2 separate regions of the Homo sapiens genome follow, and region 1 is linked to region 2. A link is a contact called in ENCODE Hi-C or POLR2A ChIA-PET data. All regions are on one chromosome and are shown on one strand. The core of a region is the stretch at or near the end of the contact, and the rest is flanking DNA. Distances in the headings are between cores, read along the strand shown.

Region 1 (5,802 bases), core at 945-3,444, 410 kb before region 2:
TATTGGAGATAACTTTTTCCCCATCCCCACACCTTGAAGATGGAGAACTATTCTAATTACAGGCAAAGCCAAGACAATTAAGGATCCAAGCGTTAAACCAGTTAGTATTTAAAGAGTCTACCAGGAGATAACAGATGCTTCAAAAAAGACTGATTTAACTATTGGCCAGGAGTGGTGGCTCATGCCTGTAATCCCAGCACTTTGGGAGGCCGAGGCAGGCGGATCACGAGGTCAGGAGATCGAGACCATCCTGGCTAACACGCTGAAACCCCGTCTCTACTAAAAATACAAAAAATCAGCCAGGCATGGGGGCAGGCATTTGTAGTCCCAGCTACTCGGGGAGCTGAGGCAGAAGAATGGCGTGAACCCGGGAGGCGGAGCTTGCAGTGAGCCAGTGAGCCAAGATTGCACCACTGCACTCCAGCCTGGGCGACAGAGTGAGACTCTGTCTAAAAAAAAAAGGTTGGGGGGAGGCCTTATAAAAACTGGTGAAGCCCTCAAATGGTTTCTGCAAAAATGACCTGCTTTATTCACATGAGTTATACAGTACAAGTCAGAAAAGAAGTATATTGAATCTTGACATTATACAATTATGCAGAAGGGATCCCACATATTATACAGTTTTGTTACTTAAAATTTACTATTCTTGTAAAGTTTTTTAAAAAGCAAACTATAAAATATTGTGACCTCCAAAACAATTTAAATTCCAAGAGAAATGTGAAGGCACAAATAAACATATACATGTCTTACAGCATAACACTCATTATTCTGAGATCATCAAAGATTACGGTGTTTTATGAATGTTCATTTTCCAAGTAATTCTAGATTATCTTTCAAATGCCCAAAAAATTTCAACCATTTTTGACAGAAATATTTCTAAATGTCACAAATTCTACTCTGCCCGCCTAATCAGGAGACCATTTAGGGTGTTACTGAATGAGGAAGAACTCTAACAGATAACTGCAGATGGCAGTATTTTTAAAGTTGGCTCTTTTTGTTACCTTTCTTCACCATCAGCTACCAGGATGACTCCTCTCCTATACTGCTAACTTTCTTTATAGAAACTTCTTTTCCTCAGTTAATGCCATCTCTAATTTGACTAGCTTTGTGGCAGCTATTTAATGCTCTGAGGCCTATTCGTTTTGTTTTGTTTGGCGGGCGGGGGCTGGGGGTTCCCCTTACCTTTAGGTGAGCATGCTAAAGTAGAGAAGTTTTACCTTAAATACAGAAAATTATACATATACACATAAAGGGCAGCTGGTATATTACTTTATAAGACTATGCAATACATTGACTCAGTCAATATGCAGGAATTCAACCAAGCCTACTTCAGCCTTGTATAGTGGTGTATTTTGGCCTCTCCAATTTGAGAAATCTTCTTTGAAATTCTACCAACTCATTCTCTGTGGATCCTAAATCATACCTGAGAACCCACAGGACAAACAAGGACACTGTTCCTCCCTCAATAATCCCAAGAAGGCTGTAAAACATCCCCCTGCTGGTCATACCTCTTAGGTTTTGTTTCAAGACAAAATAATGTTCCTGAGAATTGATTTTGCCTTTCCGGAGTTTTGACAAACTATGATGACCAGCTGTTTTAGGGCTGCAAATGCAGAATCTTCCTCTAGGATAGTTAGCTGTTCTATATAACAGAATTGAGCATACAAAAAGGGACAATCCTGCGCTCTGTGGAAAAACACAGATAATTAACTGTAGAACTAAAACATAAATTATATAAACCTTTTCTTAAAATATTTATTTGACTTTATAAAACATAATCTGTGAAAGACAGTTAATTCCACAAGAGCTTCACAGAGCAGTCAAACTGTTTTATCATCATGCTGTCACAGAACCCAATAAAATGTTAGAATCCCCATTTTTAATCTGCAGGAACTGAAGAAAAACAAACCACAAACCAAGGCACGGTGTTGTATAGTCCTTGGGAATAGACTTTGGTTTGGATCAGGTTCTGCCACTTAAATGCTACATATCTTATATTAAATATTTAACCTCTCTGAATCTTGCTTTATTTGTGTGCAAAATGTGGCTAGAAATACCTCCTAGGGTTGTTTGGGGAATTAAAATGAAATAACATATGTAAAGCACCTGGCACATAGTAAAAGTGCTCATTAAATTTTATTTCCCTTTCCTTCCCTTCCCAGCTGGAGAAACAGGGGAGGGGTGTGGACACATTCCCTTTCACCCATAACACTTTCTTTTTCTAAGCTACTGGAATCTTGAGGGGAGGAGGGGTCTAGCCCGTGGAGGTGGCTTGGAAAATGAGAGGGATCACTGAGAATGTCTCAGTTAAGTGAGTCAGACAATAGTAGAAGAATCACTGCTATTTGATGGCAAAACCAAAGTATTTCAAAGAGTTACTTATACCTTTACTCAACCCAGCTCTCTTTCCCCATTTTCCTATTAAGTTCTGTCAACTCACAAATAGTTGATTTTGTAAAAGAGTGTTACTTTCATACAGAGAGAAACTAGAAAGTATTAGGGGAGAATCTTTTCTAGTAACTATAGGATTCTAAAATGTTATAATGCAATGATTCTCAATGTATGGTCCTGGGACCCCTAAGAGGTCCCTAAGTCTCTTTGAGAGGGTCCACAAGATCAATATTTTAAAAAATACTTACATCTAGACATTATTAACCCTTTAAAATCTTCTTCATTAATGTATGTTTAGTTTTCCAGTATCACATTAGTACGCAATGTGTAATGTAATGATATCACATTCCAGTATCATTACAAACTGAATACAGAGACAGACAGCAAAGTCCAGCTCTCTTTTGATACAGACATTAAATAGGCTTGCAAAAATATAAAACAATGTCACCCTGTTCACTAAAATATTTTGTTTTGAGAACTGCAGATTTTTTAATAAAGATATATTATGTTGTGAGTTTATTACTGTTATTTGATATAGATATTTTTTTCTTTTTAATTTCAAACATAGTAAATATCACTAGATATAATTCTCATAAGCAAAAGCGCTATGGGCACTTCCATTATTAAGAGTGATACCAGAAAGTTGAAGAACTGCTCTTATAATGCACTGCCAACAGGCGGAAGAAAGAACTCTTCTCTACGCCATATTGATGTGGCATTATTTGCACTTAGCTCTTATAGTAGGTCAAAAAGACTCAGTAGAGAAACACTGAAGGGGCAAAGTCCTCACACATGAACACATATTCAAATCATCTATGTTAATTTCACATTAACAAAGATTAAGGTTTCTAGAAAGCAAATGTTTAATTCTTCATTGACGTTCCAAATTAAGCTTAAGAAATTAAGCTTTTCTTAACATATTTTTCATATCTTAGGTTAAATTTTAGTTGCATATTAAAGGGAACAAGGAGACACATGATATCAGACTGAAAAAAAAGGGATTTTAAAATACACAATTTCTAAAAGTTGGCCATTTTGTGCATATTATGTATATGCACTCAGTTAACTGAAAGACTGTTATAAACTGAAAGACTGTTATAAACTCAAAGCATTAGGAAATTTCTAAGCTAAAATAAACTGGCAGACATGAAATAAACATGCACACTAAAAACTACTGCTTTCATGGCACATTATTTCCAAAAAAATATGCGCCCTGTGTACAAGGCACCCAAGTAACATATTCTTTGTTGAAAAAGAATTTAACAGAAGCACTGGTGTAGTACTTACACAAATACATCTTTCACCCTTTTCCTAAATAAAAAGAACCCCCAGGGAAATTAAAGGCAGAAACCAAGGCAATGTAATGTTATGGCTGAAAGGGTGGCAAGGGTTGTGAGGAGTTTTTCTGTAATTTTTTTAAAGGCAAGTCTAAAAATGCAAAAGTGTTAATGCTCCCATGATAATGTATTCATTGCTTAACTAAACCCACTGCATTAGCTAAATGTATAGTAACTAATACTTGATTATGTAACCCTGGTAAAGTAGATGAGTTAATCATTGCCCAAAAAAACCCTTTTACCTTTCCCAACTCTGAGAACTATTGCACATAATCTAACACCCCACACTACAATAATCGATATTAAAAACAAAAAGTTTTAATGTAAATCATGTACAATTTCCAGATCAGCAGAACAAACAACATAAGGGCCCAAGATGGAAACTTGTATGAAATATCATATTCCTTTTCAACTCCATAATTTTCTCAAAGGGAAATCCTAAATTAAAGGGACTGCATCCTGTGAGCTGGCTAATTAAATCCTCTAGCACTAATTTCTAATGCTAAGCTTAAACAGCTTATAGAAAGACATTAGGAGATTTTGCCGGCAATCACTAATGAAGTGGTTTTCATCTTTCTGAAAAAAATATTTTTTAAAGGAAAAGCTTTATTTTAAGACTACCTTAAAAATGCCTATTTAGAACTCAATCACTCCTACACTTCATTAATATTTGAGAGAAAAACAATGGCAAATTAATGCAAAGGCCAGACTGTAAACCACAGCATACCATACAAACAACATAAAAATTTACGGAGCATGCATTGGATGGGCCCAACTAAGAGTTCCCAGCAGCATTCTGCTCAGTATTGGTTGTTTTCTCATTAATGTAGATTCTTACACCATTTTCTTACAAGAATCCAAGTGATCAGAATACCTGTGTTAGATATGAGTGGCATTAGATAATTATTTAAAATTATTTTTGAAAATAAGACTCTCATCCACTAATTTGGATATCTGCAGTGGGCACCTAGAAGTACCACTAGTTTAAGGGGAAGTGTTGAACTAGAAAAAAAAAAAAAAAAGTCATATCACTCCGTCATACCAAATCCTGAAGCACATAAGGGTTCCCTACCACCAACAACAAATTACTATCAACTAATTTTTCAAGATGTATTTCTGTATTTTAACTTGCATACTTAAGGGAAACAATCATTGTCTAGCCTCAAATTCTGGGTGGGCAGTTGGGGAGGGGGTTGTGATTAAAAGAAAAATTGGTGGAATTTGAATTATTTTCACAACTGTAACTCTGCAAAATGCTTAGGAATGTAAATTATTTGCCCCAATCTTTTAAACATAAGCTGCTTTCTCTGATGCCAACCTTTTCTAATACAAAGAAAGCAGCTCTGGCCTTCCACCCTTCTTAAAGGTGGGGACAGCCCTGCAGCCCTTCCTCTCTAGGATCCCTTGTCACCTGCACACCCCACATTGCCCCCACCTCAGTTCACTGCTGCTTCCTCTCACTGCTCACTTTGGCCTCTCACCTGGGTCCCAAAATTCTGAAGTGCAGATGAAGTTTATTAGAGCCCTTTGGTGCCCAAGTGGCAACTCTTGGCATCTCTGCGTACTTTATCTTGCCTCCCAAGGACCGGGTGTAAACGAGGAGGAAGCAGAAGATCCTTTTACCTATTTATTTCCCATTGCTGCTCACAGCAAAACAACCTTTGGAAATGCTTGGCTGTTTGCTTTAGGAGTGGTGGTGAAGAGGAAACAGGAGACTAATTCTGTTTACCAGGGCCAAGAGGAAGGGGAAAGTATGCTCAGACCTGGGAGGGGAGAAATGTAGGCCTTTGGCAGCCAAATTCTTCCACCCACACTCTGGAGCTCTCACCTGATCCCTCACCCCAACATGAGTCCTCACATTTTGGCGCTAACCATTCCTAATGCCTTGCCCTATGCCCAGGCTCTAACCCACTTAATTCTCACAACCATCCTGCAAAGCAGGCATCATATTCCCCTTTCTACAGGTGAAGAAACTGATGTTCTCTAGGAGAGGCCGTGGTAGAACACACTCTGGATTAAGTAGAACTGAAGGGAACATAAGGTTTCTACAATTCGAATAATAAACTTACACAAA
Region 2 (5,789 bases), core at 358-2,857:
TTTTGTTGCTGGTACCAATTAAGTAGCAAGGGGGTTTTGTTCCTTGGATTTTGCCCTGTATCTCAGTTCTAGAAATCGTTACTGAATGCTACTGAGATTTGGTCTAATGGTGACGTCAACTGCCCAGGTGTAGACCATTTTCCTCACTGTTAGCTACTCCTGTCTCACAAATCACCTGCCCAGGACTATTCTATTGGCTCCCTAGGACTTGGAAACCTATGGTCTGGCCTGCTTGATCAGTGTTTATGACACCCACCTCTCCCAGGCCTGAACTGCATTTCCTTTCAAATCTCTCAAATATTTTGATAGGACTATTACTTTACTCATTTCCTAATTCAAAAACTACAGTTGTTTTTACAATGTGAATATATTTAAAAATATTGAACTGTACACTTCAAACTGCTTAAGATGTTATATTTTTATTTTATTTTTGTTTTTTCTAGAGACATAGTCTCACTCTGTCACCCAGGAATGAGTACAGTGGTGTGATCATGACTCACTACAGCCTTGAACTCCTGGGCTCTAAAAATCCTCCCACCTCAGCCTCTGGAGTAGCTAGGACTACAGGCACATGCCAACGTGCCCAGCTAAGTTTTAAATTTTTTGTAGAGATGGGGTCTCGTGATGTTGCCCAGACTGGTCTTGATCCTGGCCTCAAGTGATCCTACCACCTCATATGTTTTATTTTTTACCAAAATTAAAATTTTTAATTGTTTTTTAAAGTTCAGTTGTTTTTTCTACTATTTCCCTCCCTGACAATGCAAACTTTCAACAAAATATATTTTATTTCAATATTTCCCTTTATATCCACACCAAGACCTTCATCCAGGTCCCTCTCATTTCATGTCTATATTAATTTTAAAAACCTAACCATATTGTATTCTGATGTCTATTCTTTATTGTTTCTTTAGGAAACTACTCCATTCCATATGATCCTACTTTGTCCATGGGGTTGTGTGGGACTATCACCCTTCTACTTAGAGGTAGGAATGTTAACCAAATTTGACCCATGGTATTCTATCCTTTTAGCCACAGAAACTATTTCAGGGATGGGTACATGACCCCTGCTGGGCCAATGAAGAGTCTTCCTAGAACTTTTGCTGGTGCTTCCAGGAAAAGATACTTTCTCAGCTTCTATGATCATAAGCTATAAAGACCATGTAAGACCTGTGATTGCTGGGCCATCTATTCTACTATGTGGAGAAAATCTATCTATGAATGAAACCAATTCAGAGTCATGTTATGGAGATGGTGCATATCCTGATGACATGGATCATTTGAATCTAGCTCAATTTCTGTTCAGTTATATTTTCTAAAATATTGTATTAATTGGGATTGGCTAAGCTGCAGTAACAAACAGACTCTAAAAAACTACGTAGTTTAAATAATTAGAAGTGTATTTGTTTCTTATGCAACAGTGCTGGGTGAATGTTCAGGTAGGCCATGCAGTTCTTTCCATGCAGTCATTCAAAGATCCAGGCTGATGGCTACTCAGTCATTTTCAACACATGACTTCTAAGGCTTCCCTGAACACTGCCATTTCATTTAGTCAGAAAGAAAAAGAGCACCCAGGAACACATAATGGAGATTTTTATGGCTCATGCCAATGAAGTGACTCACATCTGTTTCATTTACAATGCACTAGAGAAAACTTAGTCACATAGCACACTTAATTTCAAATGGAGCTGCTAAAGGTAGTTTGTGTATCCACGAAGAAGGAAAAAGTGATTTTGGTAGGAAGCTAGTGGTCTCTACCACAAATATGTTCCTGAATAAAGCCAAATCAACAAAAAGGTTGAATAACGAACACTATCATATTCGCCCCAGAAAAACTGGTTTTACTGAATTAAAAACCTGGTGAAATACCATTACCCATAATTCAGTGTTATTATAATACTCCAGAAAAAAACTTATCAAATTAATCAAAGTATGTTATCAAGAATACTTGTTCATTACATTAGTGTCTACTTATAAAAACCATAGAAAAAGTCACATCAGACATTAGTATTAAGGATAATAGAAAATAACAAATATGCCAGTCGCAGTGGTTCACGCCTATAATCCCAGCACTTTGGGAGGCCGAGGCGGGCGGATCACGAGGTCAGGAGATCGAGACCATCCTGGCTAACACGGTGAAACCCCATCTCTACTAAAAATACAAAAAATTAGCCGGGCATGGTGGCGGGCGCCTGTAGTTCCAGCTACTCGGGAGGCTGAGGCAAGAGAATGGCGAGAACCCGGGAGGCGGAGCTTGCAGTAAGCAGAGAACGCACCACTGCACTCCAGCCTGGGCGACAGAGCAAGACTCCGTCTCAAAAGAAAAAAAGAGAAAATAACAAATATAATTTTTCTCTTATAGGACCAGGAAAGATTAACAACACAGACCCAGTGTTATTAAGAGTGTAGGAAAATTAACAAGCTCTCATACTGTTTGGAATATAAATTGAGCAGTATGAGTTGTGCGACCAACTGTTTCCTTTTCTGGACTGACTACCAAGAAGCTTAGGGGTATGACCACAAGTGCTCTAGTGGGGTAATTATATAAGATTTTGTACTTTATTGCTTGATTTTTTTAAAATAAGTAACATATTGTTTTTCGAATGAAAGCAAAATAAAGCTACTTTATTTTTGGAAAAGAAAAAATAGTTATACTTCTCTAAGTAGTTGTTTGATTGACCTCAGAGCCATTGTGAGGTTCTGACTTAAAGGTTTCTCCTTTTTGAGTTGGTTGCTACAAAGGTCAGAATTGCATTTGAGTCCACTCTTAGAAAATGCATAGCTAATCAGAGTTTATATTAGTGCCTCATATCTGGTTCTACTTTTTCCCCACCCTGACTTTACATTCCTCCTTTCACTGCAATTTTATGCCTCTATCTTTGAGTCTTCAATCTTACATCCTTTCTGGAAGAAGGAAGAGAATGATCTTATAATAGTTTTATTGTACCACAATTCTAACACCATCCCTATACAAAACTCAATTCTACAATGCATTTTTTTTAATACAGCAAAAATCCAAACTCTTCACTTTAGTGTTTATACTAATGCCTAGGTCAAACACTGCTATATGTGGGAGAAAAAGAAAGAAGGCTCAAGTTGTTCACACTCTGGTTCAATGACCCTAATATTTTTCCCACTATGACTCATATCTGACAACCTAATGGCCTCACATTCCTGGAGGCATACCAAGATGTATGCTATATACAATTCTCAGCATGATAACAACTTTGTCTCTTTGGCTATTACTGATCTGGGACACACTGGTGGTCTCAGGGGTCAGATGGTTAGGAACACAGATTGACTGCAATAGAGAGCGATAAGTACAAGAAAGAAAATGCTGTGTGCTGTGATACCACACAGGAAAAATAAGGAACCCAGAATTGTGAAGTAAAGAGAAATGGGAAACTTTCTGTGAGAGGTATCTATCAAATAGCAGTTAGGTGGGCAAAAGAGGAGGCTAATGGAGATTAGAAGCATCATTCTAGAAAATTAAAATTAAGAGAACAATTGGATTTTACATGGGAAAGATTATGAGAATATTTTTGGACACTTGAATATATGCTACTCTGTACCATATGTCATCTTTTCTGCGTCACTGGAAAATCAGCTAATCCATATGATAGCATTTTTTAGATAAATGAAGCCAATTCCTTTGAAAAGCAAATATTCTCAGTCTGATTGTTTTAATGAAAAGAATTTAAAAATACTTTAGAGTTCTTTTTTTCCTGCCTTAGTGAACTAAACATCCTTTGTGTACTCACTTTCTCTTTGGATCACATGCTAATTATAAACACAACATAGTCCACTATGTTAAAATAGTGTCCTACTGTGACTTTTTGACTTTTAAATGATTCTTCCACCTTGCAATAATGAAGATATTTCTTATTGTCAATTAGTGTTACTGCTGACTACTGTCTGTCAGCCCTTTTCCAATCTTTTACATGTAGAAAATTAAGGAAATAAATTGGTAATGAAAGGAAAACTGAACTTGCTAAATCCTTCACCTTACCTACTACACCAAGTCAGTAGTTCTAGTCTGAGGACAGCTGTATTCTGTACAAGGTTCAAAGTGCATAAATTTTATGATTTTTTTTTTAAATACCACCTTCAAAGAGATCTTGCTGGATTTTGTTTTGGCCAGTTCCAAGCCATGCTTTCCTGATTTCTCAGGCTGCCATAATCCTTCCTTGAAGAGTATCATTTGCGCAACAATAGAGTAGAAAAGGGTCAGTCAGCACAGTATTCAAATTTAGACTTTGGCCATAATCTGTAAATGAGATTGTACATTTCATCATCATTTCCATCATAATTTTCTCTAGGTTAAAGTTGAATTTAAAATACACTACTCCACCTCACAACCAGTAAGATGGCTACTATCCTTTCTACAAAAACCCCAGAATAACAAAATAACAAGTGTTGTCGAGGTTGTAAAGAAACTGGAACCCTTGTGCACTGTTGGTGGGAATGTAAAATAATGTAGTAAGGCAAACATTATGGCAGTTCCTCAAAAAAAATATATATATAATAGTATTACCACTTTATCCAGCAATTCCATTTCTGGGTATATAACCAAAAGAATTGAAAGCAGAGTCTCGAAAAGATATTTGTATGTCCATGTGCATTGCAGCATTATTCACAATGGCCAAAATTGTGATAATTCTTCAACTTTCGGAGGGCCAAAAGATGGAAACAACCCAAGTGTCCCTCATCAGACTATACATGTCAGACTGTGTGTGTGTGTGTGTGTGTGTGTGTGTGTATAATTTAAATTGCATAATTTGTGTATATATAATTTTCATTGTGTATGTGTGTATTTATATATATGTATATAAATACACACATACACATACAATGAAATATTATTCAGCCTTAAAAAAGGAAAGAAATTCTGACACATGCTATAACATGGATGAACCTGAGGACATTATGCTAAGTGAAATGAGCCAGACACAAAAAAGACAAATACTATGTTTCTACTTACATGAGGTACTTAAAGTAGTTCAATTCATAAACACATAAAGCAGAATGGTGGGGGAGAAGAAGAATGAAGACTTGTTGTTTAACAGATACAGAGTTTTAGCTTTGCAAGATAAAAAGAGTTCTGGAGATTGGTTGAACAATAATGTGAATATATTTAATACCACTGAACTACAGCCTAAGAAATGATTAAGATAGTAAATTTTATGTTATGTGTATTTTACCACAACTAAATAAAAATTCACAAACTACAGATTTTGTAACCCTGTTCTGATAATTCTTCAAATTTCGGAGGGTAAAAATCCGTGTCTTATTCCTTATACGGCTTTTTTGGTCCTTTTTGAGATCCTAAATTATTTGGACTAAAAACTTTTACCTGTGATTTAAAAAGATATTTAATAAAGAAAACTCTTTGTACCAAGTAAGGCTGGGTTAATAAAAAATTACTACATACTCTAGGGACTTATTTATAACAGTTTTAATAAAAGGTTACATCAATATATTGACTCAAATAGTATATAATTACCAGCTGTTATCCACAAGGATATAATTGATCCTTAAAATTGCCAAACTAAAATTCTATATATATAAAAAGAACACAAAACTCTAATATAATATACTGAATTTTGGACATTATTATACATTGATTTTTAAAATATACCTTGGCCCCAACAGATGATGAAGATGCATGTTTACCTTGCATGTTTGTGTCAAAAACAACGAGACATAACCACGCAGCCTGAAAAAGTGCGCCCCATTGTGAATGTGGTTCTACCACCACTCCCCTCTCCAATCACCCATCTTAATCCACTTAG

Evidence for each region. A loop is a pair of places that touch in the nucleus more often than their neighbours do. ChIA-PET counts read pairs that join two places held with the same protein, here RNA polymerase II (POLR2A). Pooled maps may share reads with other maps.
Region 1: a map of IMR-90 shows a loop between it and region 2 (2.5-fold over the local background). The contact joins two enhancer-like sites. A Hi-C loop is called at or near these places in 1 of 168 maps with a recorded cell type or tissue (IMR-90), 2 of 37 single-sample maps with no recorded cell type and 5 of 50 pooled maps. POLR2A ChIA-PET finds 5 or more read pairs at or near these places in 1 of 52 experiments (activated T-cell).

What each region holds. Positions count from the first base shown.
Region 1 is chr5:61,464,368-61,470,169 of GRCh38, reverse strand. All of the region lies in intron 1 of ZSWIM6 (zinc finger SWIM-type containing 6), which reads right to left. Among named protein-coding and RNA genes, the nearest start is that of ZSWIM6, 140 kb to the right of the region's middle. Within about 2 kb of position 2,194, at least 2 of the 41 ENCODE cell types and tissues checked have a DNase peak (open chromatin) inside an H3K27ac peak, as active enhancers do.
Region 2 is chr5:61,048,854-61,054,642 of GRCh38, reverse strand. The region is part of intron 1 of NDUFAF2 (NADH:ubiquinone oxidoreductase complex assembly factor 2); the gene reads right to left. Among named protein-coding and RNA genes, the nearest start is that of NDUFAF2, 110 kb to the right of the region's middle. Within about 2 kb of position 1,607, at least 6 of the 41 ENCODE cell types and tissues checked have a DNase peak (open chromatin) inside an H3K27ac peak, as active enhancers do.